Linked DNA regions of Homo sapiens: region 1 is linked to region 2. A link is a loop called in an ENCODE intact Hi-C map of the cell type or tissue named here. Cell type or tissue: IMR-90. All regions are shown on one strand. Region 1 overlaps MLLT3 (MLLT3 super elongation complex subunit). Region 2 overlaps FOCAD (focadhesin).

Region 1 (4,000 bases), 410 kb before region 2:
CATTCTAATACAAGCAAACCAAGCTGTAGCAAGATCCAAGCTTAAGAGAAAACTACAGTCCCCTGAGGGGTACACACCCAAAAATCCATATAAACAAAGTTTCCAGTGAGGATGTAACAAGTATAGAATGAAAAGAATCTGACAAAAATATCCCAACAGAAAGTAAGACAAGTTAATTTCTTTTCCTGAAGGAAAATATCATCTGTTTAACAAGGTTTATTTCCCCTTTCAGCTAATGTTGATTAAGTCCTTGTTATGTACAAAAAACTTGTCTGTATTTACATCTAATCCTCACTACAGTCCTGAGAGGAAGTTATTACCTTCATTTCAGAAATAAAGACATTGAGGTTGAGAGAGTAAAAATAGAGTGGGGTTGGAGTAGGGATTCCAAGAATTTAAGAATCACATCTTTGTCTTTAAGATGTCTCAGAGAAAAAAAATAGGAGAGAAAATTCCCAAACACAAAGATAATAATTCATCTACTTCAAAAAATTCCCAAAGGAAAACTATCCAGAGCCTCAGGTTCCAACGTAACCCTATGTGAGGGTAACACTTACACCCCTCCTGTCCATGCTCACGACCAAGGGGAACAAATGATTGTAAAAGGAATACATCAAGAAGAATGAAAAGTTCCATAAGCCTCAATAAGATCAACAACAGCAGCCAGCATTTACAGAATGCTTACTTATGTGCCTCCCATGGTCTTATTCACATACACACTAAAGGAACTCTTATCGTTCCCATTTTATAAAAACTGAGACTCGGAGAAACCAGGTAACCTGCTCCAGATACCTGCTAGTAGGCAAAAACTGTTTTCGAGACCCAGAAAGCCTCCATGGGTTACTGCACACACCATTACCCAATGTTGTACCTTGAAATCTAGGCTCATTCCCTCTTTAAAAACAGTTATAGCAATAATAGCAATCATCTATCTACACTCCCCAATTAACACCCCACAAAACAGTCACCAAGATGTCCCAAGACTTTTCAAAGTCTCAGAGCTGTTAGAAAGACTACACAGAAATCTACTACAACATACTTATAATATGCTTGATATTTCAAAAAGTACACAAGCCAATGACGACAACCTATAATAAAACTTCAGCAAACAAGCACTAGGGAAAACTCAGCGGTGTCCTTGGTATTTAGAACACCCAGTTCTAAAGGTTTGGAGTGAAGAGACCATTCCAAATCCCAGTTTCTCCACTCACAAGTTCTATGACTTTGGGCACGTCATCTCTTAGCTATTTCAGTCCCTGTTTAGTGGAGCTAACATACCTATGTATACGTAAAGCTCAGTGCTTGACACTCAATGTGAAGCAGAAGCTCAGTAAAGTCTTCTTCCCCACCTAATGCGCTGTGGTCTGTACCTGCAAACATCCTTTCTCCTCCAATAACCCTAGCAGAAAAATGAACCGTTGGCTCCTCATTTGCCCCCAGCTGGCCCAAACTACATTCCCTCCACTCTGACAACACAACAGCATCTATTCTATAAATGAAAGATCCTCAAACTGTGGGGATTTAGCTCAGTAACGCTATTTTGCAATTACTATAATTTTACTTTATTGGACTTTCAGATGGGCTTTGTTTGGCATTTGATTATTTCAGAGCCAATTTCCCACTTAAAATTCTAGACCTTGGCTTTGAAAATAGAGTATGAAAAATGCCAGGATATTATATTGTAAGGGACAAAAACTGCATGAGCAGCCAGAGATTGTTTTATTTATACAGTGACAACAGTCAGAATTCCAAAGAATCAAGTCATAGAATCTTAATTTTCTTCCGTCAGCATTACTAGCATGGTAGTAATAAACAACAACAGCAGAGTCAAAGTACTGTGTTTTTTCAAGGTTATTCACTAACACTTAAGAGAAATGAAACTAAAATTAATATGGCTAAACATAAACACTACACTTTCTAACAAACATGGAAATTATTTCTCCTACATGTATCACAGTTTTAACAATTTCTTAAGCTACTTACATCAAACTATTTTTGTTTAAATGAGATTTCTGGAATGTCTATAACAACAAAACAGATTTAGACATATGTACATTTATGACATGAGTAGAAAATGAATTGTGAACCTTACCAATTTTTGTATTTGTCAGAACCAAACATTTAAGCAAAATCAAAAATCCAAAGGTCCAACTTTTATGAACACTGTTAAACGATTAACTTTCAAATTACTTAGAAATTCTGGAAATTCCTAGCAATACCGATTGTTCTTCTTTAAAAAGCAACCCAATAAAATAAGAAACCTATAGGTCTGGATTAAGTCCCAACAAATTCCATATTTTCTTACTTTTTTTGACTCTAACTTCCCACTTAGAAAAGGCAGGGTTAAGAACTAAATAGATTCTGACCTTTAAGCATAACTTGAAAAAGCCATAGCCTGAAGATGAGTCATACCTAGACTTTGTAAACTAACTACACAATTGCTAAACTGTATTTCATACAAAATTAAGAAGCCATGAGTAAAACTCTAGGCTTTATCACTCACTGAAAATAGAAGACATGTCTTTGTAGTATAGAAAAGCACACAGTGGCTTAGTTACACACAGAAAAAAACAAGGACCACCACGTGTACTCACACATATACATATCATTCCTTGGGAAACAAAGATTTATTTTCATATAATGCTGCAGGTGAGCTTATAACTTCCAACAAAAGCTTTTAACTTTCCAACAAAAACCTTTTAACTGCAACAAAAGCAAAACTACACAATGGGATTGCCTCAAACTAAACTTCTGCATAGTGTGCACAAGCACATGCACACACACACACAAACAACACAGTGAAGTGATGACCTATTAATAGGAGAAAATATTTGCAAAACCTACATGTAATAAGAGCATAATATCTGAAATATATAAGCAACTCAATTCAATAACAATAAAAAAAACCTGATTTTATGTATTTTTTTACTATACTTTAAGTTCTGGGATACATGTGCAGAACATGCAGGTTTGTTACATAGGTATACACGTGCCATGGTGGTTTGCTGCACCCATCAACCCATCTTCTACATTAGGTATTTCTCCTAATGCTATCCCTCCCCTAGCCTCCCACCCCCAGACAGGCCCTGGTGTGTGATGTTCCCCATCCCGGGTCCATGTGTTTTCATTGTTCAACTCCTACTTATGAGTGAGAACATGCAGAAAACAACCTGATTTTAAAATGGGCAAAGGACCTGAAAAGACATTCTAAAAGACAAAACAAATGGCCAACAGGTATGTGAAAAAAATGCTCAACATCACTAATCATTGTGGAAATGCAAATTAAAACCACAATAAGATATCATTTCACTTCTGTTAGAACAGTTTTTGTCAAGAGAACAAAAGATAACAAGTATTGGCAAAGATGTGGAGAAAAGGAAATCCTTGCACACTGTTGGTGGGAATGTACATTAGTATAGCCATTTTGGAAAACAGTATGGAAGTTCCTCAAAACATTAAAAATAAAACAATCACATGATCCACCAATTTCACTTCTGGGTACATATCCAAAGGAAATGAAATCAGTATGTCAAAGAGACACATGGATGAACCTAGAGGACGTTATGCTAAGTGAAATAAACCAGACATGAAAAGACACTGCATAATCCCACTTGTATGTGGAATCTAAAAAGTCAAACTCACAGAGGTAGAGAGTGGAATGGTGGTTACCAGGGGCAGGGACAGAGGGGTGGAGGAATGGGGAGATGTTGGCCAAAGGGCACAAAGCTGCAGTTAAATGGAAGGAATAAGTTCTGGAGATCAAATAGGAAGCTGACCACGGTTAATAATAATATACGGTATATTTCAAAATTGCTGAGAGAGTAGATATTAAATGTTCTTGCCATCTCAAAATGGTATGTGAGGTGTTGGATATGTTAATTAGCTTGATTTAGTCATTCCACAATCTATAAAGCTCTCAAAATATCACATTATACTCCAAAAATATATAGTTTGTTATTTATTTATATATTAATACAAAATATTAGGCCAGGCATGGTGG
Region 2 (4,000 bases):
CCAAGTTGGCAAGGCTGGTTTCGAACTCCTGACCTCAAGTGATCTGCCCACCTCAGTCTCCCAAAGTGCTGGGATTACAGGTGTGAGCCACCACGCTGGGCCTGTTTTTGTTTTTTTAAACCTTTCCTACTCCTCCTCACTGTCTTTAATTGAAAGTGGATGTTATCAAGGTCTGCATCTTTCTGTCAGGTATTAACTTCATTCCACCTGTCTGCTCCAAGTGGCTCCCAGCTGCCTGCCACTTACTGAGCCCTTGCTGTGCACCTGGTACCTGCAAGCACTCAGTGAGTACTTACAGAAATCAGACTTAATTTCTCTACAGCCTGACGGGACAGTTTTAAAAGTAGCTTTGTTGAGTTATAATCTATATAGCCTAAAATATGGCTGTTTTAAAGTGTAAAATGTGATGAATTTGAGTACCTTTACAGGTTTTTCAATCATCACCAAGAATATTTCCATCACCTGACAAGTTCCATTGTGCTTGCTTGTAGTCATTCCCCACTCCCAGCTTCAGACCCAAGCCACCACCAATCTGCTTTCTATTTGTAGTATTGCCTTTCTAAAATAACCTTTATTTATATAATTTTATATAAATTATATATAAATTTCATATAAATTTTTGAAATTCTTTAGAATGGAATTATACAATATGAATTTTTTTATGTCTGTCTTGTTTCATGTCTGAGAGATACATTTTATTATTTCCATTTTAACAGAATTATAAACTGAGGCAAATGGAGGTCAAGCAAAGTTTGCCTAGCTAATAAAAGAGAGAGCTCTATCTATCTGAGTTCAAAGCCCTGTTCTATTCACTCCTTCTTACTTTTGAATCAGACCTATTTCCAGCCTGTTGGGTTGGCCTTCGAAATTTTCCTAAATTTTACTTATCCTTTCATTTATCTTTTAGATCTGTGCTACTCTGTGCATTTGTCTTTGATTATTTATCTTTATTGTTATCTTGGTTAATAAATTAAGTTTGTGAGTTCATTTTCTTAAATATAGAATGATCTGAGATGGCATATTCTTTAAAATGAGGTCTTGAGAAAACTCATGCAACTACACTGATCTTTTTAGAAATTTGCAGAAAACATTGTTCCTCTGTCCCTCCCCTATTTTTGTGTGCTATCTTGAAAAAACAAAAATAGCACACAAAAAAGTTTTTGCCAGATTTTACTTTTTAGATCACTTATTTTGCCAGATTTTATTTTTAGATCACTTATTTTAGACTTGCTGCCCCTTTAGTAGCATGTTTATGTTCCTAAGAATTTTTGAAGCCCACTTGGTTGAAGTCTGTCATATAACAGAGCTGTTACTAACATGCCCTTTCTTGGCTCTCATGAACTCTAAGGTGCCTGGTCAGTTCTACGTGCTCAGCTGGTGGTTTTACTTTGGTCATAAATGGTCCCAGCATGTCACTTCTCCTTATTACTTCCTTATTTTTTCTCAGAAGAAGAAATTAATAGTATCAGATGCTCTGTTTAGTTGATTTTCAGCAGTTGAGCCTTTCATCTTCCAGAGCTTTTCTTGCCAGAGAATGTGACCTTTTAAAACTGAAAAGTAACTGTCATGTACTTTCAGAAGTAGCATTTTATTCCCGTCACTGAAACCTTGAAAACATCCAAGGTTTAAGCTGAGTAGTTCACAGATGGGTTGGCAGATCCCATATAAACACATGATTCACCCTGGATCAGAAGTAACTGCAGAAGCCAAAATTACATGCATTGGTGGCCCATTGGACCGTGAAGCTGTGGGAAAATGAAGGGGGAAGGAAGTAACCTGAACCTTTTATCTCTCAGTCTACCCTCAAACACAGTGATGATGTACAGGTTTTGAACATTGCAAACCCAGACTTGCCTATTTACATTCAACCCCTTCTGTTTTACTTCCAGCTGAATACCAAGAGATATCTCCTGATATCTGCACCTCTGTGGATAAAACACATCTCTGATGAACAGATCCTGGGTTTTGTTGAAAATTTAATGGTGGCAGTTTTTAAAGCAGCTTCCCCACTTGGAAGTCCTGAGCTATGCCCAAGTGCTTTACACGGTCTGAGCCAGGCCATGAAACTGCCCAGCCCTGCCCACCACCTCTGGAGTCTGCTCTCTGAAGCTACTGGGAAAATTTTTGACCTCCTGCCAAATAAGATTCGGGTGAGGAACAAAAATATTTACATTCCTGACAATTTATGTTTGGGATATTTTAAAGGCTTCTTGGCAAAGTGGGGAGGTGTATGTTTTAAGAATGTGGGTGGGAAGGCTAGCAAGAAATAACCACATTCTTTACTAGGAGTGTATTTGTTTCCAAGATCTAAATTGAGGTTGAATATTTAGAACCAAAGTTTTGAGCAAGCTTAGAAGCAGTTTAACCAGTGCTGCACCAGGAAATTTGCTATTAGGCGTTTTTACCAAATGCCTCTTGTAGAAGACGAGAAGGCTCAGAAGTCCTTACGCTTTACACCTGGAGAATCCGTGGGCATGAGTTCCCATATACTGTTTATATAAAACAATTTAGCATCGCCCTTCCCTCCCCCAAAAGACCTCTGAATTGTAATTTTACAAAGAGGTTAGAAATTTATTTGGGATGAAGGAATTTTGATAAGGAGAAAAATGTATAGCCAAAACAAAACAAAACAAAAAAACACAAAGTAACAGGAAAGATGTCTTCAAAATGATAAAAATTGGCCAAATGTTTTGGTTTGGTTAAAATTAAAATCTCATCAGCTGCTGTTCATGGGGATAAGAAAATCTAATAATTTGTCAGAACATTTTGACCTGTTATTTTACACTGTTTGTTGACATGTTTGGGATTTTTCTTTATCAGAGAAAGGATCTAGAGCTGTATATCAGCATAGCAAAATGCCTCTTAGAAATGACAGATGATGATGCCAATCGGATCGCCCAGGTTACTAAGGTAATAACATATCTTTCTATACCTTTTTTCATTATTGAGCCAGAAATTACGATTGAATAATTGATTTCAGTGTTTGGCTGAAGCAAGTTTTGCTTCATTTTTGTTATTGGTTAATTTCAGGAAACTATATTTCATTTACATTGTTGAGCCTCTTGTTCAGCCTACTAATGTGGTTGGTGCTTAACAAATGTTGTATGGATGGATAGATGGATGAATAACTTTTTAACCCGATTTCTCCCACTTTGTCCTTCACCTGATCCTATCCTTAGGAATGAAGAAGGTGGTTGATTGAAAAGCAAGCACTATTAGCCCTGACACAGGATAATTTATTTCCCACACCCATGCCCAAGTCAAACGATGAATGAGCAAAAAGTAGCATATCAGTAAAGTTGCCAGATTTAGCAAACAAAATGCAAGATATTTTGTTAAATTTGAGTTGCAGATCAATAATGAATCATTTCTTAGTACAAGTACATGCCAAATGACACACTTGTATTTGAATGGCAGTTTTGCATACCAACTAATACCAATGGTCTAGAGAACTGTGAGCTCCCTTATAGCTGGTGGACTTCGTGTCATTTATTTTACTTTATGGCAGGTTTGCCTATTCAATCAGATCCTTGAATTTCTGCATCATATGGCAGTGGTTCTCAGAATGTGGTCTTTGCATAAGTAGCATCAGCATCGCCTTGGAAATGATTAGAAATGTGAGTTCTTGAGCCCCCATCTAGGCCTACTGAATCAGAAACTCTGCAGACGGAGCCCAGGAGTCTATGTTTTAATTGTCTCTCCAGGTGATTCTGGTGTATCCTAAGGTTTGAAAACCACTGTTAAAGAATATTTGGGGCCAGGTGCGGTGGCTCACGCCTGTAATCCCAGCACTTTGGGAGGCCGAGGCGGGTGGATCATGTGGTCAAGAGATCGAGACTATTCTGGCCAACATGGTGAAACCCCGTCTCTACTAAAGGTACAAAAATTAGCTGGGCGTAGTGGCACACACCTGTAGTCCCAGCTACTCGGGAGGCTGAGGCAGGAGAATCGCTTGAACCCGGGAGGTGGAGGTTGCAGTGAGCCGAGATCCCACCACTGT

Evidence for each region. Hi-C counts contacts between places; a loop is a spot of excess contacts. Peaks named below come from ENCODE experiments on the same cell type or tissue, not always from the same donor. Only the 100,000 strongest peaks of a DNase experiment are listed, where the experiment ranks them.
Region 1: it touches region 2 in a loop (4-fold over the local background); 1 of 110 quality-filtered maps calls a loop at or near these places.

The regions. Positions count from the first base shown.
Region 1 is chr9:20,568,527-20,572,526 of GRCh38, forward strand. All of the region lies in intron 2 of MLLT3 (MLLT3 super elongation complex subunit), which reads right to left. Among named protein-coding and RNA genes, the nearest start is that of MLLT3, 52 kb to the right of the region's middle. In IMR-90, no CTCF peak of the experiment used is centred here; a DNase peak (open chromatin) is centred at 2,405; H3K4me3 peaks cover 156 bases; H3K27ac peaks cover 1,261 bases.
Region 2 is chr9:20,979,537-20,983,536 of GRCh38, forward strand. It overlaps FOCAD (focadhesin), which reads left to right. Exons shown (of 44, transcript NM_001375567.1): 38 at 1,890-2,150; 39 at 2,821-2,910. Among named protein-coding and RNA genes, the nearest start is that of HACD4, 50 kb to the right of the region's middle. In IMR-90, no CTCF peak of the experiment used is centred here; DNase peaks (open chromatin) are centred at 1,695 and 2,175; H3K27ac peaks cover 1,216 bases.